3 separate regions of the Mus musculus genome follow, and regions 2 and 3 are each linked to region 1. The links are chromatin loops, found by intact Hi-C in ENCODE. Cell type or tissue: heart. All regions are shown on one strand. Each heading gives the region's core, and the rest is flanking DNA. Links, peaks and the distances in the headings are about the cores only.

What was found. Peaks named below come from ENCODE experiments on the same cell type or tissue, not always from the same donor. Only the 100,000 strongest peaks of a DNase experiment are listed, where the experiment ranks them.
Region 2: a loop joins it to region 1, with 4 times the contacts of the local background. A loop is called at or near these places in 5 of 42 quality-filtered maps.
Region 3: a loop joins it to region 1, with 3 times the contacts of the local background. A loop is called at or near these places in 3 of 42 quality-filtered maps.

Annotation. Positions count from the first base shown.
Region 1 is chr5:43,668,312-43,676,039 of GRCm38, reverse strand. Cc2d2a (coiled-coil and C2 domain containing 2A) reads right to left here. Exons shown (of 38, transcript NM_001359906.1): 3 at 7,334-7,394; 4 at 4,736-4,819; 5 at 2,225-2,348. The coding sequence starts at 7,372. It overlaps Gm35762 (a long non-coding RNA gene), which reads left to right and starts at 4,097. Exons shown (of 2, transcript XR_376931.3): 1 at 4,097-4,653; 2 at 4,813-7,728. In heart, for the core only: a CTCF peak has its summit at 3,792 (motif pointing left); a DNase peak (open chromatin) is centred at 3,639; H3K4me3 peaks cover 1,241 bases; H3K27ac peaks cover 1,565 bases.
Region 2 is chr5:45,420,904-45,428,631 of GRCm38, reverse strand. D5Ertd615e (DNA segment, Chr 5, ERATO Doi 615, expressed) reads left to right here and starts at 4,232. Exons shown (of 6, transcript NR_131933.1): 1 at 4,232-4,396. In heart, for the core only: a CTCF peak has its summit at 4,140 (motif pointing right); no DNase peak of the experiment used is centred there.
Region 3 is chr5:43,890,446-43,898,173 of GRCm38, reverse strand. All of the region lies in intron 1 of Cd38 (CD38 antigen), which reads right to left. Among named protein-coding and RNA genes, the nearest start is that of Gm16015, 16 kb to the left of the region's middle. In heart, for the core only: CTCF peaks have their summits at 3,925 (motif pointing left) and 5,611 (motif pointing left); no DNase peak of the experiment used is centred there; H3K27me3 peaks cover 305 bases.

The sequences.
Region 1 (7,728 bases), core at 1,669-6,668:
TCAAGGTCTCACATTCCCTAATTCCAAAACTCGTTTCAAAGTTGAAGTCATCAAAACTGCATGGTAGTGGCATAAAGACAGAAATGTAACCCAATGGAATAGTACGGAGAATCCAGAAATAAATCCCTGGCTATATGGTCAAATGATCCTCAACAGATGTGCCAAGACCAGTCAATAAGAAAGCATCTCTAGTCAACAATTGGAGCTGGGAAAACCCATGTCCCAAGACAAGACAATGATATTGGCATCTGGTGAGATGGCTCAGGGGAAAAGGCACTTGCCACCAAACCTGCCAACCTGAGTTCTATGATTCACATAAGTTGTCCTGGAACCTTCATATGTGCGCTGTGGACACACATATGCCACCCAACAATGTAAATGATTAAATTAATTAATAAAATATGAAATTGGATCCTTACCCAATAAGCAAAAAGTAACTCAAAATGAATAAGGGAAAAGATTTATGACATTAAACTGGGCCATGATCTTTAGGATAATGACACCAAATACAAAAGTGTCAACAACCAATTACTGGAGCTACATCAAACTTTAGAAACTTCTGTGCACCGAAGGATGGCACAATCTGCAGAGCAAACACAATGCACACGAGGAAGCTCTGCCCTAGCAGAGCAGTCTGTTCCCAGCAGCTCACAGGCACATGCCCACGAGGTGAGGTGTGTACTGAAAGAAACCAGCTCAGGGGACAGGATGGAGTGGGAGAAAGGACTACTCTCCATGGAGGGGTGAGGAAGCCTTCTCCAGTCCCAGTCTCTCACTCCCTCCACCAGAGTCCTACATCCATAGACCATGTCCACCTGGATAACCAAGGAACATCTCGTCCTCTGCATCTTTATTTCTGATCACCAGCCCTCACACATGTCCTTGCTGCTGCCCTGTTTCCCTGAAGATGGCAGCCTCGCTTGCCCAGTTGCTAATTCAAAGCCATGGAGTCACCCACTGTGCTTGAGCAAGTCTACTCCATCTGGTAATAAGGATCCTCTGTGATGAATTCAGTGAGCTTCTGAATTTTAATAAAGCCATGCAATCTATGAGATTTAGTTAGGGCATCCCAAGCTGATAAAGGCAAAGGCACAGCTATGTAGACTCAATCTTGGTCTGTTGTTCTGGGATTCTTAGCAGCTCTAATACCATGACTCTTTCAGTTGTCAGAGCCACACTTTTCTTAGGGTTGGACTTAGGTCAGCAGCTTCCAAAGGCATTGAATGTCTAACAGTCACTCTACTTTCAAGCTCTGCCACATTACAAGAGTGTAACTGGAAGAATGCAGCACATTTCCCTTGTCTACAGTGGGCTCACAATGAACGATGCTCACTGTATGGAGAAGAACAAATGCTGTAAAGTCCAAGGACAGACGGAGGCTCTTTAAAACAAAAGTCCTCCTGTGTATGTACGTATGTCCACGCGAATCTGTGTGCCTGAGTGCAGGTATGAGTTTGTCTCTGTGAGCCCGTTATAAACCACAGGGGTTTGTCCTCTCCTTCCACCTTGTTGGCAACAGGGTCTCTTGGTCGTTTGCCTGTGTGTGTGCCAGGCTAGCTGGATGGTAAGCATTGAGGGATTCTCCTGCCTCCACCTCCCATAGGAGGTGTTGACATAGGGGTAGTGGGGTTACAGATATGTGATACTATGCATGGCTTTTACACAGGTTCTGGGGACTTGAACTTGAGTTTTCACACTTGCAAGGCCAAGAGCTTTTCCCACTGAGCCACCTCCCCCAGCCCCCAGCCCCCAGCTTCCTGGAAGTTCGTGTGCAGGGGACGGGTGTCAGTGGGGTAAAGGGTGAGTGGCATCACCTCTGTTCTTCAGTCGGGTTCCTCTTCTGCTTCGTGTCTCCTCTGTGCCACTCCCCTTTGAATTCTGACATGTCTGACATTACTCATGCCTTTTCTACTTCACTTCCTACTAGCCACCTTTCCTGGTTATAGAGAAGCCCCCAAACGCTCTGTCTTGGCTTCTAGTCTGATGCTACCCTAAAAAATTGTACCACAGAGTTGCAGTAAAGTGGGTGAAGCTCCCTTCAAGAAGGGCTTCCAAAACTCAACCTCTGTGTGTTACTATATTCCCTTTAGCTTTGTCCTATCCAGGCAGCCTTGCTCCTGGTCATACATTAAAAACAATGCTCCAAATCAAGCCTCATGCTGCTCAGTGCTGAGCTTGTGGTTGGCAGTTAATAACTACCAGCCAAATAAACCAAGATACTCACTCCGGGGCCCCCGCCGGGCTGTCAAGCTCAGGAGGTTGGTCTCGGGCTCTTCCTCCACCACTTCCTGCTGCCCACCATCTTGGAATTTGTCTGACACCATTTCCTCAGGGGGAGAGGCGGGTGGCTGTGAATAGATCAGAGGTTTCTGAGACATCAGGAGTTTAGTTGGCTCAGTTCCTTTTAAGAAGTGGTGGGTACCTTAGAAGGGATGGGCCCTAGTACCATCCACGTTATAGACTGTGGTTTCTTGCTCAGATCAGCCTGAGCTGCTACTAACGGTCTTCCCACCATAGTGTTGAGACATCCCCAAATAAGACGATAATTTCCAAAACTTTAAGCTATGTAGGAATCACAGGAGAACACTTCATCTCCAGCTCCAGATCGACAGGAAAGAACTGTTCAAGCTTCTCTGGCTAATCTGGGCTGATTCTGTTTCCACACTAGGTGCACCTGAGGACAGTCTATAGTATCTTCATCAAAGTCTTGAGGAAGCAGGGGTGGTATGGATGTCTGTGTGGCCAGACCGAATAAAGCTCACAGCCAATTCAGCCTGGCTGTGAACTCTGGGCAAGCCTGTAACCACTTACTCTGTAAAAGCATTGCCATGAATGGGGAACCATACTCTGTCTGTCTGTCTGTCTGTCTGTCTCTCTCTCTCTCTGAACTCATTGTTATACACAAAGAATTGCAGCATAGAAATTCAGATGGAAATAGATTAGATGACTCTAAAGGATGTGAACATCTGAATAAAAACCCTGGTCGGCATCAAGGCTCTAGAGCAGGCTAAATGAACGGGAGTGTGCCTGTTCATTTCGGGTTTCTGAAACTCAGCCACTGAATTGTTACATCCCTCCTGTGGCTTTCTCCTACTAGGTCCTGGATGCCAGGCAGCTTTATTTGGTCGCTCTCTGTTCACTCTGTGATTCAAAGACACTTTTTATCTGACATCTCAGGGTCCCCTGCCCAGGGTTGCAGAGCAACAAACAGGCTGAACTGGTAAGAATGGGTAAAAACTTCAGGCACGTGGCCAGAGAGTGGCCCCATGGCGCTGCTGCAGCTCCCGTCTGTCCCCAGCGCACTTCCCCAGGCTGCATTCAGCCTGCAGGAAAGGTAGAAGGGTCCTTTTCTCCCCTCTTTCCCTGGGAAGCAGGAAGTGTGCTGCAAGGAGCTGGAATGGGGGTGGGGGTGGGGGTGGGGTGTCCCCTTCTTTTCCAGTGCTCTCTCCACCGCCCAGGTCTGTTTGCCCTCAGCCGGCAGTCTAGTCTCGTCTTATGACTGCTAATTCAAAATGGCGCTTCCTTTCCTTCCCTCCCAGGCTGGCTTAATGATTACTCCAGGCGAGTCCATAACAAGCCCCTTTCTTGTCTTTCTTCTCCAGGAGAGCAGCTCTTTAATAAGGGAACTGAGTTACCTTACAGGGATGTTTCCAGCGGAGGAATGGAACTCCTGCAGAGAGGTGGGGGAACAGGGGCTGCAGGCTGGGGAGACAGGAGTTAATCTTTGGCTGAAAATTTGGGACTCGGGATAGGAGAAAGAGGGAGTCTCTTAAGATTTGTTATCCTGCACTGCCATCTACCGCCCACCATAGTCTATGGCCATCAGTGGCAATACTCAAATTAGCTGCTTTCCTTTTTCCTAGACTTGAAGAGACAGGATAACACAGAGAAGGAAAGAAAAGAAGAAAGAAAGGAGGGAGGGAGGGAGGGAGGGAGGAAGGGGGGGAGGGAGGAAGGGAGGAAGGAAGGAAGGAAGGAAGGAAGGAAGGAAGGAAGGAAGGAAGGAAGGAAGAAAGAAAGGAAGAAAGAAAGAAAGAAAGAAAGAAGGAAAGGAGGGAGGGAGGGAGGGAGGAAGGAAGAAAGGAAGAAAGAAAGAGAGAGAGAGAAAGAAAGAAAGGAAAGGAGGGAGGGAAGAAGGAAGCAAGAAAGAGAGGAGAGAGAGGAAGCAAGCTCTTAATACTGGTCATAGCTTTATTCTGAGTACCATCTCTATAAGCCCGACAACCAGCATCTCACATTAGACACATCCCTGCCCCACAGCTTCCAGGAGTAAGCCCAAAGAGGGATGTTTTCTGCTGGGCCATAATAGTTAAGTTTCTATTGCTGTGACCAAAAGCAACTTGAAGAGAAAAGGGCTTTTTTCATCTTACACATCTAGGTAATAGATCATCACAGAGGGAAGTCAAGATGGGAATTCATTGCAGGAACCCAAAGGCAGGAACTGAAGGAGAGATTGTGGAGGGAGTGGTACTGCTTACTGTATTGCTGCCAGGCTCTTGATCACCTGCCTTTACTATACAGACACTGCCCACAGTGGACCAGACCCTTCTACATCAATTATTAAACAAGCAAAGGCTCCACAGATATCCCACGAGTGTCAGACTGACAGCCAAGATTAGCCATCACAGGTGTATCCTGTGTGGCTCCCCAGAGGTGAGCGCAGGCCGTCTGTCCATCAGTGATGTGGATCAGTAACACTCTGCCCGGACAGACACAGGTTCTCATCACCTCTCACCTTTTTCTTTCTCTGCTGTCTTCGCACCTTTGAATTCTTCTTCCGTCTTCCCGCCTCTGTGTCCACACCATCTCCAGTGAAGTCCTTTGTCAAAAGGAAAAGAGAAGAAAAGACTCTTGAGGTATCGAGTTCCTCCCTGACATCAGTTCTCACCACCACAGAGTTAGCAAAGGGACAGAAAACAAAATCTAAGTGGCCACCTACCCGCCACTCTTCTCAGAATAGGTACGCTCTAGCCAACTTCTCCTCTAACTGAAATAAGTGGGATGGGATGGTACTAAGGCTCCTATTTTTATTGTTACAAGTGCTCATTCATACTTTCAACATTTATTGAGCACCTACTGTGTACCAGGTCCTGATGTTATAGGGCAATACACTGTGGTCCCCACTCTCATTAAGAAAGGTGAGTATTGAGTGAAGCTTCCAGGACAGATGGAGAAGTGGGGACCGGCATGGACTCACGTGTGGGATTTCATTTACTGCTTTCTAAGTTGAGTAGCAGGTAAAGGAAAAAGGAAAGAATAGTGTAAGTTGAATTAGCAGGAAAAGTTCAACTCACAGGGAATGTTGGCAGATCTCTTTGGACAGGTAAAAGGCCAATGAAGGTCGCATTCTTCTTTTCACGTTATGCATTGTACATCTGATACCGAAGATATTAGAGCTAATATCTCTGACGTGCTCAAACCTTGACATTTTGAGTTATGAAATTTTGCAAATAGGGGCATCGGCACTTTTGAGTGAATGAGACACTTTAAATTTGCTGGCTGTGTATTACACACCTGTGATCCCTGCACCCAGGAGCTAAGGCAGCGAGCCTGGGCCACCCAGAAAGTTCAAGGGCAGCCTGAGTTCCAAAGTGAGACAATCTCAACAACAAGTTCATCGATTCTCCTACTGCCTCACTAAATCCACTGAAGCAGAATTGGAATGCAGAACTTGGATGTTAGTGTAGAAACCTTGTGTTGTGGCTGATCCACGTTCTCCTATCTCCCCATTCCCCCTCCTCCTTAGCTATTGGGATTAGGACATGGAGGTCACTTCCAGAGGAGGGAGCTGAGATCCCAGCCAGAGAATGGGTGTGGCTTAGCTTTTGTTTTTGTGATGAGCTCTGTCTAACAGGAGTACTGAGTAGAGGCCCCATCCTAACTCCTTTCCCCAGACTTGCTAGCAAAGGACTGTTGTAGGTTAGAGATCATCAAGAGGATGATGCCCAAGAGGACGAGCATGGCTCGGAGTCCAATTGTTAGTTTTCTTGGGCTTTGGACAAGCTTCTGAGACATCTAAGCCATCCTTGGTTTTCAAGTACTGTCCTAATCCTCAGTCCGTGGGGAAGTAAGTGTCCATAATAGTTATGGAAGGATGGAATGCAAGCTCAAAGTCATAGGGCTCTCTTCACTACTAGATCACCAGAGACTATTTAAGTGAATGAATGACAGACAGAGGTGTGTGTGGCTTACAATGACCTGTCAGCTTGCTTAAAGTGAATCTGTGTGACTTTATAAAGGGTGCCACCAGGGGTTAAAGAGACAGTTCATTGGTTAAGAGCACTGGCTGCTGTTCCAGAGACCCAGGTTCAATCCCCAGCATCTACCTGGTGCTCATAACTGTCTGTGACTCTAGTTCCAGGCAACTGGACACCCTCATACAGACATACATGCAGGTTAAACAGCAAAACACATGAAGCAAAAATAAACTAAAAAAAAAAAAAAGTGTCCCCGGGCTTTGTTTCTTGTGGTCTCAAACCCCTGAGCCTTAATCCAAGTGGGAGTAAGGGTTTGAAGGGCCTCTTGGGCCTCTGCTGAGTGGGCACAGTCTCCACTGTAGGTGGCTTCCCTTATCTGGTCAGAAATGGCGAGACTCCAGGAACAGGATTTCCTTCATAACCTCAGGTTGTCAGACATGATTAGATTTATTAGAATTGGTGTTCTCAGAGCTGGGCCCAGTAGCATACAGCGAGAGCTGCTGTGTGCTGGATTCATGGAATGGTGACGCAAGTCCCCGAGCATCCAGGTAGAGATTAGACGCCGGGGTGCCTGCAGGCTTGCTTCCTTCTTTACCAAAGGCAGATAAAGAACGTGTGTGGGTTCTGATAGTTGTTAAATTCAACAAACAGATTGGCCTAAAGGTGCCTCTGTCCTTGTCACATGTGACAAATGATAATGAACTGATACATGAAAATGATAATGAACACAAGTATGCAAATGAACTGAAATCTAGATGGGTGTGTATTTTGCTAACAAGTACTTCTGTCTTAGAGAATCCTATCAGTCAATCACAGGGCAGGAAATGATCACACATATTTAAATCAAACAGCCCTAGTTAAATGTTGTCCTTTATAAGAGCTACCTTGGTCATAGTGTCTGTTCACAGCAGCAAAATCCTAACCGAGCAGTCAGGCAAGCTTTTCTAGGCCCTGACCTGTGTTTTCACCCTTAGTGTACCTGCCACTGTCTGATTGTGCTAAATTTAAGTTATCTGGAGCATTGCTTTTTTTGTGTGTGTGCACATTTTATGTTCATTTTAGAAGCATCGCTTTTAACACATGGAGCAAATGCCTGTTGCTAGACAGAGCTTGCTCACTCACAAGCAGCGACTTACCTCTGAAATTATTTTCATTTTTTCGTCGTTGGTATTCATCTTGTCCGTGATGGCTTCCTGACTGAGAACGAATGAGCAAGGAAGTGGTCAGGCATAGTGAAGTGAACAACGTCTCTCTTGCTCTCGATGGACAGAGCCTGGGAAGCTCACACCCGGGCCTGCTGAGCTGTTCCTCACAAGTATTGCAGACCACAGGAGCCAGCAGCGGAGGAGAAGAAAGAAGGAGGAGGAGAAGGAGGAGGAGAAGAAGTGCAGCCTGCTGGCCAGATGAACCTCAGCCAGAATGCAAAGGACCATTTCTGTCTTCTCCCTTTCTGACTGCTACGTCTTAATTTTTAATCCTCTCCTTCCAATGAGCAGAGAGCTGAGACCACAGAGAGTGCCAAATCCCCTCA
Region 2 (7,728 bases), core at 1,722-6,721, 1.8 Mb before region 1:
CCATTACTGAAATCATTGCTGTCCTGTCATGGCTAGTGGGTCAGGGTGTGGCTGGCTATGTTCTGAGTAATGGTGAATCTATATAATAACTGTTAATAGATTCAGTGAAATACTGAGTAGCATAGATAGAAAAGGCTAGATGAAAAATGCAAACATCAACATGAGCTAGGGACCCTGGTCATAGGAAGTCTTATTTTAGAATTATTAATTTTTTAACCTTTTATTGATTCTTTGTGAATTTCATTCATATCATGTATCCCAGTCCTGCTCATCTCCCCATCCCCTCATACCCACTCCCCCCACAAGCACACACACACACACACACACACACACACACAGCATATAAAAACATGTCATCATGGAAGCTGTAGTATGTCACAGTGTGTCCCACAGTATGTTCCTCTGTCCACACATCTTCGCTTACAAATGTTCATTGCAACGAGTCAAGGTTTTTGGCTTCTGTGACATCATCAATATTGGATCCGCACTGGGACTCCTGGCTATCCGGTTGTTGCCCCGTGTAGTAGAGATGCAGAAACCTTTGGATCAGCAAGACTAGCCCTTTCACGCATCCCAACTCTTCATAGATGATACAGCTTTGGGGTAGTTCAACTCAGAGCCCTGCATCTGGGGCTGGGTTGTACCCAAGGTAGTCAGCTTTTGGGCTCTCCCTTATCCACAACACCAGGGCATGTTCTCCAGCACGGCCCCAGCTAGGTTACCCAATACTGGCAGAGTCAGTTCTAGAATTATTAATTTTTTTTAGTGTGTGTGTGTTTATCTGTCTGTCTATCAGAGTATATATTAAGTGAGTTCAGTGCCTTCAGGGGCCAGAAGAAGGCTCCAGATCCCCCAGGAGCCAGTGTTACAGAAGGGTGTGAGCAACTTGATGTGGATTCTGGGAATCGAACTTGAGTTCTCTGGAAAAGTCCCAAGTGCTCTTACCTGATGAGCCATCTCTCCCACTCCTGTGGAGGTTCCCTAAGTTTAGACACAAGTTGATCCCCAGTACTGTCTTCTGTTGGAGAAATATGATTTATTCAGTTTCTCCTCATTTAATTATTTGTCCTCAGTTATGTATTGTTCATTTTTCTTGCTGGCTGATGAACAATAGCAGACCTTATTTATCTGCACCCTGATGTTAATGAATACTGACTTATTGATTGACACTTTCTTTTACTTGTGAGTCTCAGGAGTGACAATGCCTGGTGACTACTGTGGGTCATGGTGTACTGAGGAGTCACTGTTCTAACTCCTCACCATTTACTCCATCCTCACGATGACCCTATTGAATAGGCATTGTTAGCTCCCATTTTACAGATGAGAAAACAGGTGCAATGAGGTACGACTATATATATGAATGACTGGTAAAACCTGCCCTACTAGGACAGTTTCACCTTCTCTCATTAGCCTTTCTGGGGTTTGTCCTTTGAGGAATCCTTTGGACTGTGGGACATCAAAGTGCTTTAAATCCACACATAAGTTTAAACAGCTGACAGGCAGCTCTACTGCTGTCTGCTGATCCAGGTGCTGGGGGACTCATCACAACCTAGGTTAAGGGCCAGGCTCTACTGCCCAGCACTGACCCAACTTGATAGTGGGATGTGTTGGCCCCCTGCCTCCCCTGCCTCCCTGTTTCTTTTCCTGGGTTTCCTGCCCTCAGACCTTCTATCTCAATTCAGTTCGCCTGCAACCTTTATCTTTCCTGTTCCTCTTTGGAGGGTGGTGGCAATGTAAACTATCTTAAAACTCTACAACTGTCTTTGTTAAGTTTGCTAATATTGAATTCCTGTCTCATCAGACTGCAAGATCTTGTCAGCAGAGAGTGCTTCATCAGTCATGTGGTGGTTCATAGCTGTTTAGTCTAGAAAGAGAGAGATCATGGGTCTGTAAATGACCCACAGGCTAGGCACTGGAGGCTCATGGTCTCCCTAATGAGCTTTCTGTTTAATCTCCTTGAATCTACAATAACCCTAGATAGCAGAACCTATTTCACACATGAGGAAGAAGGTAAGAGAGGTTAGGCTGCAGAGTCACATGGCTTTGGGAAGGAAGTACATCAATTTTGAGCTCTAGACTGATTCCCAAGAATCTTCTGTTGAATTACCAAGGAACCATGGACAAGTCTTCTGGGAGAATACAGGCTTGAGGGAATGCAGAAAGAGGAGGAAGACTCAGGTGGCAAAGACCACATCATAAAATGCACTTAGCTAGTAGTTTTATCTTGTAGTTTACAGGGCACACTGGACCACTGAAACCAAGTCCTTCAATGGAGGAATGGATTCAGAAAATTGCTACGCACACTCCAGTGAAGTTTGCTTGGCAGGCCGAGAGGCCTGGAAGCACTCATGAGGCAAAGAGTTTCACAGAAACTCACCTCCTGGAGCTTTGGCGTTCTCATTAACCCGTATACTCATACCCTATCCCCGTGTTAGTCTGGTGTATAGATCCACGTGCTCTCTTTTAGTATTATTTTATTATAAGTGCTTTTAAAGATTGAATTCTGACATAGTTAAGCCTTTGCCAGTGTTCCAATGTCCTAGAAAATGCTTGAAGCTGAGCTTGGAATCCGGTATGAATGCAGTAAGGAAGTTACCTATTCAGTAACTAATTAAGCATTACAAAAGACAGAACCAGCAGCTCAGAGCTGGTCTGCAGAGTATTTACTAAGGACAGTAGCAAATCTCACCCAAACAAGGGAATGCCATGAAAGAGCCAGGGAATCCCACTGAGATAGAAATCTTTAGTACTGGCTACATTGCATATTAGAAGCAAGTTGGTGAATTCTGACAAATGGAGATTCTCCACAGATACTTAAAAGTTACACTCACACAAGAAATTATCAGGGCCCAGGATAGGGGGGTTGTGGTATTGCAGTATTCATGAGGAGGTCTGCTAAAGTAGAACCCCTGGAGGTGGGCTTAACAATAGACTAGCTTTACACCTGGCTCCCTTCTCAGTGGCAGTGACCTGGTCCCTGCCTTCTTTTGATGTATACATTCATTTTGTATTATGTCACTGTAACTTGGTGGATTGTATCTCGTCTGGTTTCTTGCTATTCTTCTGTATAAAAAGTTTGATGCTTGACTTGACAAATTACATTCAGATTCTACACAATCTCCTGTGTTGATCTGTCTGTCATTCGCCAACTCCTTGCCCATCTGCACCCAGAGGGTCTGCGGCAGAAAATGTGGCACATTTACACAGTAGAGTACTACTCAGCTATTAAAAACAATGACTTCATGAAACTCTTAGGCAAATGGATAGAACTAGAAAATATCCTGAGTGAGGTAACCCAGTCACAAAAGGACACACATGGTATGCACCCACTGATAAGTGGATATTAGCCCAAAAGCTTGAAATACCCAAAATACAATTCACAGACCACATGCAGCTCAAGAAGAAGGAAGACCAAAGTGTTGATGCTTCGCTCCTCCTTAGAAGGGGGAACAAAATACTCACAGGAGGAAATATGGAGACAATGTGTGAAGGAAAAGCCATCCAGAGACTGCCCCACCTGGGAATCCATCCCACATACAGTTACCAAACCCAGACACTATTGTGGATGCCAAGAAGTGCTTGCTGACAGGAGCTTGATATAGCTGTCTCCTGAGAGGCTCTGCCAGAGCCTGACAAATACAGAGGTGAATGCTCAGAGCCAACCATTGGACTGAGCACCGGGTCTCCAATGGAGGAGTTAGAGAAGGGACCGAAAGAGCTGAAGAGGTTTGCAACCCCATAGGAAGAACAACAGTATCAATCAACTAGATCTCCCCAGAGCTCCCAGAGACTAAACCACCAACCAAAGAGTACACATGGAGGGACCCATGGCTCTAGCTGCATATGTAGCAGAGGATGGCCTTGTCAGGTATCAATAAGAGAAGAGGCCCTTGGTCCTGTGAAGTCTCAATGGCCCTGTGTAGGGGAATGCCAGGGCAGGGAGGCAGGCAGGAGTGGGTGGGTGGGTGGGGAACACCCTCATAGAAGCAGGGGGAGGTGGGGGCAGGGGTTTTTCTAGGGCAGAGAACTGGGAAAGGGGATAACATTTGAAATGTAAATAAAGAAAATATCCAATAAAAAGGAGAAGAAAAAAAGAAAAGAAAAGAAAAGAGCATTTTGAAGGCAGTATGCAGTTTGAAACAATTCCACAAGGGGGCAGGCGTCGGCAACAGATGCACATAGGTGCTGGGCAACTCCGTAAGGAACAAGGCTCCTTAGACTCAGACTCTGTGCAGACATAGGATGACAAGCCACCTGCCAGTGCTGGAGACCACTGCTGTGCATGCTGCCGCCTTCTTGTTCATGTACCTCCCCCTCCCTCATCCTTCATGTTTACTTCTTTCACCGAAATGAAAATTGGTTGACTACAGAGCAGACACTTCCTAAACCTCTCAAGGTAGGTGCTTCTAAATGAGCTGTTCACAGCCTGTGGGTGGCAGCCCATTCGGGGTTGCACATTAGGTATCCTGCACAACAGATATTTACACTATGATTCATAACAACAGAAAAATTACAATTGTGAAGTAGCAACGAAAATAATTTTATGGCTGGGGTCACCACAACAGGAGGATTTGTATTCAAGGGTCACAGCCACTGCTCTAAGCCATCGCTCGAGCAGGCCCTTAAAGTCCCTGAAAGAGAAACACAACACAGCACAGACAACGGGAGTAGCCTCCATGTTAGCACATATCTTAGCCCCAGGGAAAGACCTGGTCCCCTACTATTTGTATCAGCACCCCTGGTATAGGTTCTGTCACTCTCCATACTTAGAAAATGGTAAGTGACCCTAGCTTAGGCCCACTTAACATTTATTGAGTACTTACTATGTGTCAAGCTTGTGTCCACCCTGAGATTCTCGAGAAAAAAAAATTCAGTTCCACAATTTTGAACCAAATTTAAAGCAAGCTTTAATTAAATGCTGGCCAGGTAGAGGACTCTGGCCAGGTCTACTCCTGGGTTCCCAGGGAATGGCCACAAGTTACATTTTTCAAGGACTTAAAAAGGCAAAACCCACAATTCATTGCATTTCCCATTAGTTCCAAACCAGGGGCTAACATATATCCTGACATATTTTCCTGCCTATGTGACTTCTGCCTACATCCAATCAAATACATCTGGTATAAAAAAAATTAAGTAAACTTGTTCAGGGGAGTCAAAATGCATGGCTTGTTAATTCCCAAGAACTACAGCTTCCAGTATTCCAGAAAGTTATCTTGACCTTGCATAAGTGGGGCCTACAGGTAAACTCCGACTCTTACACTTGGTACTGGGAAATCTAGCAGAAATCTCTCCTCTACCTTCTCCTCTCTTCCCCTCCCCCTCCCCATCTTCCCCTCTATCTCCTATTTTATCATATGTGTAAGGACGCTTTGTGAAGTAATATCATACACTTAGATTCCAGGAATCAGGCCCCTTACATATTGGGGGCCTTATTTTATCTTACAGTAGACATGGATGAATATACAGGGACACCTCCAAGTAAAGGTTAGCAAATACTGCCTTATGTCACAGCTGCCTCCTTAAAGGCCTTTTTGGGACTCTGCACTCTTTTGGGACCTTTGTGGATAAGGTTTAGGCAGAGGAAGACTTCAGTATCTGAAAGTGAAATCACTTACTAGTAAGTGTAGGCCATGTCATGAGATCCCCTTTCGGGGAACTGGTGACCTGGAGTTAAACCTGGAAGTTAAGGGTGCAAAGAGCTGATCTGTCCACACGAAGGTTTGAGAAGACTTAGAGTAATGGCTGCACTCAGCTTTGCTGAGGTGGATCAAGGCTGTGCACACTTGGCATGCTCATGATTTATCCGGAGGGTTTCATTTTTGCCATGCAACTTTTCTGTTATTTGGAAATTTGTGTGTGTGTGTTCACGCACAGGCACATCATATGTGCTTCAAAGAAATGACGGACTCCTGCTGGCTAAAATTTTTCTTCCTGCTCCCCTCCTCTCCCCGGTTAAGGGAAGGCTGATTTCTCTATCTGTATCTTGAGTGACAGAGAGGAGCACCCATGGTGATAAGTGACACAGACACAGGCAAGCTGGAGAGCAAACCTGAGCCAAACATCGGGGGAGCCTGGGTCTTCCTCTCACTTTAACCCAGGAGTCCTTACCGTGACCCTTGGATCCACAAACACTATACATTGGCCTTGAAAGAGCCAGCTAGAATTCCAGTCAACTCTGCGTGGCTCCAAGGGAGTTCTGGAATTTGCAACACGTATGCTGGTGCCTGCTTCGGATCTGCTAATCTCAAGTCTTGCCAGGACTTCAGCATTGTATCAAGTTGATCCTTCAGGGTCAAGCTGGATAATTGTTCCCTGATGGTGGTTTGGTGTGGAGAATAGCTCTTGATGGGGTATCAAAGATCAACAAAACCAGACACTGAAGTGTTAAGGATGGATTCAGTCAGCAACAGGCTAGCATAATGGGTGAAAAACGGAACTTCATGCAGAGCTGGCTAGATATTTTCAAGGAAGGATGAAGGGGGAGGGGAATAGAGGGGGAGGGGCAGGAGAGTCTGGACAGTGACAGTTTATGAAGTGTGGGATGGAGGACTTGGTCTCTGTGCAACCTATCTAGGTTTGCTAACTGACACTTAATGAGGTCAGGCCCCTCCCTTTCACAGAGCGTGGGAGATGAGCCCTATCTTCAGAGACTCTTCCAAAAGGCAGCACACTCTTTTGGAAGCTTCTAGTTTCCTCTGGCAGGCACTGTAAGATGGCCGAGGGTGATATAGCCTTGAACTGTTAGGAACTATGGAAGTGAATTTTTTTTTTTCTCAAGTCTTTTTGTGCCAAGCTTGATAAACAGTCTGGAAAGAGTTCAGAACTTGGTTAAAATGTAGTTAGGGAGAGAATCTTGGTCAAGAGTATCTTCTATGCCATGACCAAGAGTGTTCCTTAGTATACCATTATGTCATGGTGGTACCAGGAGGCTTTGACATTAAGGTATCACTGCCAAGAAAAATACCCAAATCTATCTATCTATCTATCTATCTATCTATCTATCTATCTATCTATCTATCTATCTATCTATCCGTCCATCCATCTATCATCATCTGTCATCTTCTATCATCTCTTTTTCTATCAATGTATTTACCATATACCTGTCATCTATCATCTATCTCTAATATCTAATCCATATCATCTATGAGTTGATCTATATCTATTGTCTATGCCTCAAATCTGCACCATTTGTTATCTTTTTATCATTATTTATCAGGTATGCATGTATATATAAATTTGTGTATATGAATATATAATTGTATGTGTGTATAATTGTGAATGTGCGTATGATTGCATGCATATATGTATGAATGTATGTGTGTGATTGTATACATGTACGTATTGAACTATCCCTTGAAGAGCTTCTCTGAGCCTCTAATATGTGCATTGTAAATCTCTAAGAGGGAGGTTTTTTTGAGGTCACTGTCTAAAGAAGCTGTGCCTAGCACTGAGCAAGTATCCAGTTGTGTGTGTGGCATGAGCTAGTTAGTAGATGTCATGGATGATTGACTTCAGGAGGCTAAAGCGAGAAAGATGATTTCCCCCAGTTTATACAGTTTAGTATAACCTCAGCTATGGCAATGGTTACATGTATAATTATAACATTTGGGGTAAGCAGGAAAAGACACCCAGAGACTTGCCGCCTCCTGCATGGCATAGTAGGCCAAGACACACAGAGGCCCACATGCCACCATACCATGCAGTGTGGGCAGGAAAAAACTTCTCAGA
Region 3 (7,728 bases), core at 1,722-6,721, 220 kb before region 1:
GGAAGAGATGTGGGGATCTGAGTGCTGCATTTGGTGAGGGACACAGGGCCAGCTCTCCCACACTCATCCTACTGGGACCAGCTCTTCAGCATCCCCAGCACCAGAGCCAGCTCTCCCATGGTGCCTAGGCAAGAGGCAGAGCCAGCCTTGTATAGTGCTTGGACATCAACAGGGCCTTAAGTGGCAGCCCATGCCAGAGACATCCTCATGGTCTTTGGTGTTAACTCTGGCCACAGACATCAGCACAGACTCTGGCTGGAGCAGTGCCACAGAAGCAGACACGGCCCTTGGTAGCACCCGGGCTCAGACATCACCATGGCTCCTCATGTCTGCCTGTTTCTAACTGCTATCCAGTTCCACTTCTCTCTACAGTACATGATTTGCTCAGCTCCACCCTCCTCTCTTCTGTCTCTCCACTAAGTACTCTCTCTTCTCCCTCTTTCCCCTGTTCTTCACATATTCACTCAGGGGAGTAGCTCTGGGCACTTAGGTGTCTTTTTCCTGGCTGCTCCAGGAAATAATGTTTTGTTTTGTTCGTTTATTGTTGTTATTGTTGTTGTTGTTTTGTTTTCTAATACTTTTTAAATTTCTCTATGTATTTGAATTTTTTTTACCTTGTAACAAATTAAAAATAATGTTAAGATCTAACTTTTAGGGGCAAAGTTCTACAGTAAGACATTTAAAATATCCTTTCCTTTTTCCAGCTAAAACTTTTCTTTCTTTAAAGACAGTTGAGCATGCCAAGTGATACTGGTTACCATCTTTATGATTCAAGGTGAGCACCCCCAAAATTGTTCTCATCCACCACTGTAATCCTGCAAAAATATGCTTCACAATTTTTACCTAAGCATGCCTCAAAAGTGTCTACTATCTTTTCTTCTTGAGCCTGCTGCTTGCAGCAACTCTTTCTCTGATCTTATTTCTCAGCTGTGCTTGTCTTTAGTTTGCAATCATCAAGATGCAAACTCTACTTTGGTTATAATAACAGAATTTATGAGTTTTGGGACTATGACACCTAACAGTACTGGGTAGTTTTGTTTTGTTTTGTTTTGTTTTGTTTTGTTTTGTTTTGTTTTGTTTTGTTTTGTTTTGTTTTGTTTAGTACTAGGAACTAAATACAGTATCACACATGCTAGGCAAGTGCTCTACCACTGAGATGCACCTTCTGCTTGACTCTGTTTAAGTGTCCAGGTAAATAGTCAGGATGTTTGTAACTCATCCGTATTAACACCCCACCCCTCCTTTACCCAGTCCCTGGCTACCACAATTCTTTCTATTTCCTTCAATCTGATAGGCATCTCACAAACCTGGAATCTTTGTAAATGGCTAATTTTACTTAGCATGATGTTCCCAGCTATATTACATCTTAATTAGGGTCGCTCCTGCTATGATCAGGTTACATCATGACCAAAGCAGCTGATAGAAGAAAGCTTTTAATTGGGAGCTTGCTTAGGGTTTCAGAGGGAGAGTCTCAGAGGACAGAGAGCATCACGCTGGAGCAGTAACTAAGAATGCACATTCTAATCTGCAAGGAGCGGGTGGTGGGGGTGTGTTTGTGGGGGGGAGTCTGAGTCTGGCATGGACTTTTGAAACATTAAAACCCACTCCCAGGGACACGCCTCCAATAAGGCCACACTTCCCAGTCATTCCTAAATAGTTCAACTGGAAACCAAAAATTCACATATTTGAGCCTGTGGGGGTCATTCCCATTCAAACCTCCACGTATGTATTAAATTTCCTCCCTTTTAAAGGCTGAACAACATTTCACTGTATAACAGTATCGCTTTGTCTGACCATCAGTCAATGTGCATGTAGGCTGTCTCATTCCTCTGTTGCATATTTTCCAGGGGGGTTGCCATAAGTCTTACATGTCTAGGATGCTATCAAATAAACCGTTTCTGTCCTCGGTGTCCATCCCTCATCCTGAAGCCCAAGGATGTGAAAGGAAGGAGGACTACAGACCTTTTACAATGAACTTTTCTTTTCCAACTTTAAAATATGTCCTTGTTAAGTCACACACAAACCACAGAGGGATGCCAGGCCCAGACTTTGCCAGTAAGGTCAAGGAGAAAGGAAATGAAAGATCTCAAACAAAATGAAAAACAGATGGTGCACTCTACTAAGGTCCCTGAGTTCCCCCTTTCTTTCCTGCGTAAGGTGTATGCTTTTTAGATCAGAACAGAAGCTAAAGTCATCTGATTCTTTGTGTTGCCAGAAGAAAAAAGATTTCATTTTCTTTTCCCAGAATTCTTCACTTTGTTTGAATTTTCTGAACGTCATACTTTACAGATTTTGAATACATTTTCTGGAACTGATGCTATAAGTATAATATACTCAAGGGCATCCTGCTAAGTGCCTAGAGAAATAAGGTTTTGTTTGGTCCCTAGCATCCAGATGATAAGGAGACTGAGACAGTTCCCTGCTTTCGTTCTTTTCATCTCTCTCCAGAGTAAGAGAGCTGGTAGCAAAGCTAGTTGCCTTAGCTCCTCCTCCCCAGGACAGGAAATGGACAGGGGTTTTCGTGGAGATGCTGGGAGATGAAGGACAAACAGCTCTGGATTCAGAGAGCACAAACAATGTGACCTCATACCCGATCCTCATCTGAAGTCTCTTCAATTCACCACAAGCAGTTTGACACAACACCAACATCAGATAAAGCAATGGTAGATTGCAATGTGAATACAGACAAAAACAAAACAAAAAGAAATCACAAACATGAAGAAATGATGCCGAATCCTTCCTTGTACCTGGCTGATTGAAGTGATTGCTGCATCTTAACTATCCAAACCTAGGCCTTCATCTTGTTTCCAGCCCGGTAGAGAAAAATTTTTCAAGATTTCATATCAGAGAATTAGACTCATCCTGTTGATTCCATGACACTGTTCAAGTAAAGCCAGCTTCCTTGAACCTTCCCTTAAACTCTTAAAACCAAGCCAACTCCCCCCTCCACGAACCTTTGCTGTGAATGTTTCCTTCTTACAGAGAGCAACAAACCCAACCCACACAATTATAGGATGCTCCCAGTGGTCCTAGGTTATGCTCTAAAGCAGGTGGTTCTCAACCTTCCTAGTGCTGCGACCCTTTACGACCCTTTAATACAGTTTCTCGTGTTATGGTGATCCCCAACTATAAAATAATTTGTTGCTACTTCATAACTAATTTTGTTATTAATATGAATCATAATATAAATATCAAATATGCAGAACATCTGATATGGGACCTCTGTGAAAGGGTTGTTCCCCAGAAAAGGGATTGAGACCACAAGTTGAGAACCACTGGTCTAGACATTAATGAGCAATCTTGGGATACAAAAGAATCCAAAGGCCCATGACAATTGAGATGCCTTCATAAGTATGTGCATTGGACAGAAGTTTCATAAGAAGCCCCTCTTAGCCTCTTGACTTGCTGAAACAAAGACTTTCCTGGTGAAGAAGAATCTTAGTCTGAGGGCAGGTTTTTTCCTTGTTTTCCAAAATGGAGTCCTACAGTTTTTGGTATAGAGTAAGTTAGCCCACATGTCAAGACTAGAGGTCAACGCGTGCATCCTCTTTTCTACTCCTCTGCTCCTGCCAACAGAGCTTCACTTGTTCTGTTCCCACCACTCACTACCTCTCATGCCTTCCCTTTCCTCTGAGTTTTTCAAGGTTGGCTGACTCCAGGTGAGCAAAGGCAGAAAACAGCAACAGAGGAAAGGTCAGACAGTTGTGACCGTGCCATAATGTTCCTGTGAGTGGAACACTGCCCAAGATACCAATGACTCATGCTCACATCAAAAGCTCACACCAGCCAGCAGAGGACTCTATGTCTCTTACTTAGAAGTAAAGAAGCTCAGAGCAGCTTAGCCTTGTCCAAGGCCAACTAGCTAGCTCCAGAACTGCCTTGCAGGCCAGATGTTGTTGTCTTTGCTAGACAATGTTGCCCCCTACAGGAAAATCCAAACTTTGCACCTATGTTTCTAATAGAGTTGCTTCTAGAAGAAAAAAAAGTGATTCATATGATTCTAGGTCTCAGGAGATGTTCAAGATTAGTACTGAACGGTCATGCCTAGATGCTAGAATAATATCATCAGGGAAGGAAAAGGTAAGGTCTTGTAATGAGGGGAAACATATATATGATTGTTAAATCCAGTTGTTATTATTATTAAATTTTCTCTCATATATTATATCCCCTCTCTCCTCTTCTTCCAGGCCTTTCCACCACCCCCTTCCACTTCTCCTCCATTTCCCTTCAGAAGAGAGCAGGCCTCCCAGAGACATCAACCAAACATGGCATATCAAGTTACAATAAGACTAAGGACCTCTCCTCAAATTAAGGCTGGATGAGGTGACCCAGTGGGAGGAAAAGGGTCCCCAAAGCTTGCAAAAAAAAAAAAAAGTCATAGACAAGTCCTGCTCCCACTGCTAGGAGTCCCACAAGAAGATCAGGCTATATAACCATAACTATATGCCAAGGGCCTAGGTTAGACCCATGCAGGCTCCCTGATCACTGGTTCAGTCTCTGTGAGCTCCTACTGGCCCAGGTTAGTTGATTCTGTTAGTTTTGTGGTGTCCTTGTCCCCTCGGACTCTTACAATCTTCCTCCCCCTCTTCTACAGGATTCCCTGAGCTCTGCCTAATGTTAGGTTGTGAGCCTCTGCATCTGTTTCCATAGCTACTTACTGGATGGAGCCTCTCTCCTTCATACAAGTATAGCAGAATATCATAGAATATCATTTTTTGCTTTTTTCCTGGTTATGTCTGTCTCTTGGTCATCCAGCCTTCGGGTTTTGGCCCTCTAGGCAGTGTCAGGGCTGGGCTCCCTCTCATGGCATAGGTCTGAAGCTAGACCAATCATTGGTTGGCCACTTCTACAATTTCTGTGCCACCTCTACCCAACACATCTTGTAGGCAAGAATTGTAGGTCAAATGCTGGGTTGGTGGTCCAATCTCTCCACTGGAAGTCTTGCCTGGTTACAGGAGATGATTGATTCAGGTTCCATATCTTCCCTTATTAGAAGTCTAGGGTCACTCTTGTAGATTTGTGGGAGTTTCCATTGTACTATGTTTCTATCTCACCCCCCCCCAAATGCACCCCAATTTCAGTTGTCTCTCCAGGTTCCCTCTCCCTTCATCTTCACCCTGACCTAATCCTGTTCCCATACTTACCCATCTCCAGCTCACCTTTGATATCTATTCTATTTCTCCTTCCCAGGGAGATTCATGAGTCACCCCTTGAGCCCTCCTTATTACTTAGCCTCTCTAGTTTTGTGGATTGTAGCATGATTATTCTTTATTTTACAACTATGTACAAGCCAGTACATACTATATATGTCTTTCTGGGTCTGTAAACCCAGTTTTTATATTGACAGCTTTCACTGGGTTTTAGAATGTCACTGCCACCACTCCCATAAGAACCACATTTCTACCTTTATAATGTGCCACTCCTGTGGAAGGCTCCCAAACCCTAAATTTTACCATTCCTTCAACACATCTGGCTCTTAAGATAAGGATTCACAGTCTATGAACTTTCCAGCTAGCTGGTCTACCAGGTCAAGCTGTCTCTGCAGGGACTAGCTTGAGTCTTGAATTTGAGGCCACTACAGCCTATATTTAAAGTAGAGACTGCCACCTTGTGGGAGAAATGGGTGATCAGTGAGATGCAAAGAAGCGATGAGGATTTTCTAAGCAGGGTCTTTATATAAGAAAATTCTTGAGGTTGAAGGTGTCCCTAGAAAGAGCTAAATCACAAATTTGAAAAACAGTAAGAGAGGGGAAAGGGGGGCAGGATCAGGTGTGGGAGAAGAGGGGGGAGATGTACAGAGGGTCTGGAAATTGAACAAAGGTGTGTAGCAATGGGAGATAGGAAACTAGGCGTAACCAACAGAAAGTCCCAGACACCATGAAAGCAAGAGGCTCCCAGGACCTGACAGGGAAGATATTAGCTGAAATACCCAACAAAGGGGAGAGAGAACCTGTAGAGACCATATCAAGAGGTGAGGAATGGCCCCTGGTTGACAGATGGGGCCACCTACCCTTCTCAAAAATTTTAACCCAGAATTGCCCTTGTCTAAAGGAAATACAGGGACAAAGAGTGGAGCAGAGATAGAAGGAAAGGCCACCAAGAGACTGCCCCACCTGGGGATCCATCCCATATGCAGCCCCCAAACCCAGACACTATTGCTGATGCTTGCTGACAGGAACCTGATATAGCTGTCTCCTGAGAGGCTCTGCCAGAGCCTTCCCAATGCTTGCAGCCAACTGAGCACAGGTTCCCCAGTGAAGGAGTTAGGGGAAGGACGGAAGGAGCTGAAGGGTTTGCAACACCATAGGAAGAGCAACAATACCAGCTAACCAGATCCCCCAGAGCTTCCAGGGACTAAACCACCAACCAAAGAGTACACCTGGGGGGACCCAGAGCTCTACCTGCATATGTAGCAGAGGATGGTCTTATCTGGCATCAATAGGAGGAGAGGCCTTTGGTCCTATGAAACCTTGATGCTCCAGCAAAGGGGAATGCTAGGGCAGTGAGGCAGGAGTGGGTTGGTGGGTTGGGAGTACCCTCATAGAAGCAGGAGGGAGAGGTGGTTTAGAGAGGAAAAAAGGAAGAGGGATAACATTTGAAATGTAAATAAATAAAATAACTAATAAAAATTTTTTAAAAAGAAAAAGAAAAACGTTTAGTTAAATTCTACCATGTGTTAGGTGCAGAGGGTAAAACTGAGAACAAGAAAAAAAACCTATGAAAGTTGTGGAACATACTAGAATATTACAATTTTGTGTGAAAATAGGGAGAAATGGCTAGGATAAGAGCTTTAGGGGTGGACAGCAAATGGTATTTAACAGTATATAAGGTGGGGACATTAGATGACATTGAACAAAGAATTGAAGGGAGACAGAGCCTTAGAGTAGTAACTTCCAATGGAGTAATGTTCTGGATAGAAGGCCCTAGCATCTGATGTGTTAACAAGAAACCATTTGGCTGGAGCAAAGCAAGTGAGAAGGAGATGATGGAAACAAAGAAAGAAAGGCAAATTTGACCTTCACCATGGACTTTTATCTATTGTGGCATTAGAGGCAACAGAACACTTTGTGCACAGGAAATAGGAGATATCAGAATGCCCTTCTTTGCAGGCTGTACTCTGAAGGAAGTAGGGACAAAAGCAGGTAGATCAGTATTCATGACACAAAGATCCGACTTTGAGCCATGGAGGAGGAAGGGAAGATATAAGTCAAGATAGGAAAAAAGTAGCCAAGAATGGTGGTGTACACCTTTAATCCTGTAAGGTGTGCCTGGTCTACAGAGCAAGTTCCGGGACAGCCAGGGCTACACAGAGAAACCCTGTCTTGAAAAATGAAGAAAGAGAGGAAAGAGGAGGAAGAAGAAGGAAGAAGAAGAGGATGGAGGAAGGGGAGGAGGAGGAGGAAGAAAGAGGAAGGAGGAGCAAAGAGAAGAAGGAGGAAGAGGAGGAGGAAGGAAAGAAGGACGGAGAGGAAGAAGGCAGAGGGGAGAAAAGAAAAAATAAGAAAAGGCGATAGATTCTGAGTTCACTGTGGATTTCTAGTGGACTGAGTATGTGTGAATATATGGTGTTAGAGAAATTATAGAGTCAGTAACTAGAAGGATGAATAGGCCATCAACTGGAAAAGCGCTTCCAGCAGAAGTCACCTTGACCATGGGTTCCATTTAGAATAGGGACTTGAAATGCCTGTAAGACACCCAAAGGAAGTAACAGAATAGGGTTGTGACAAG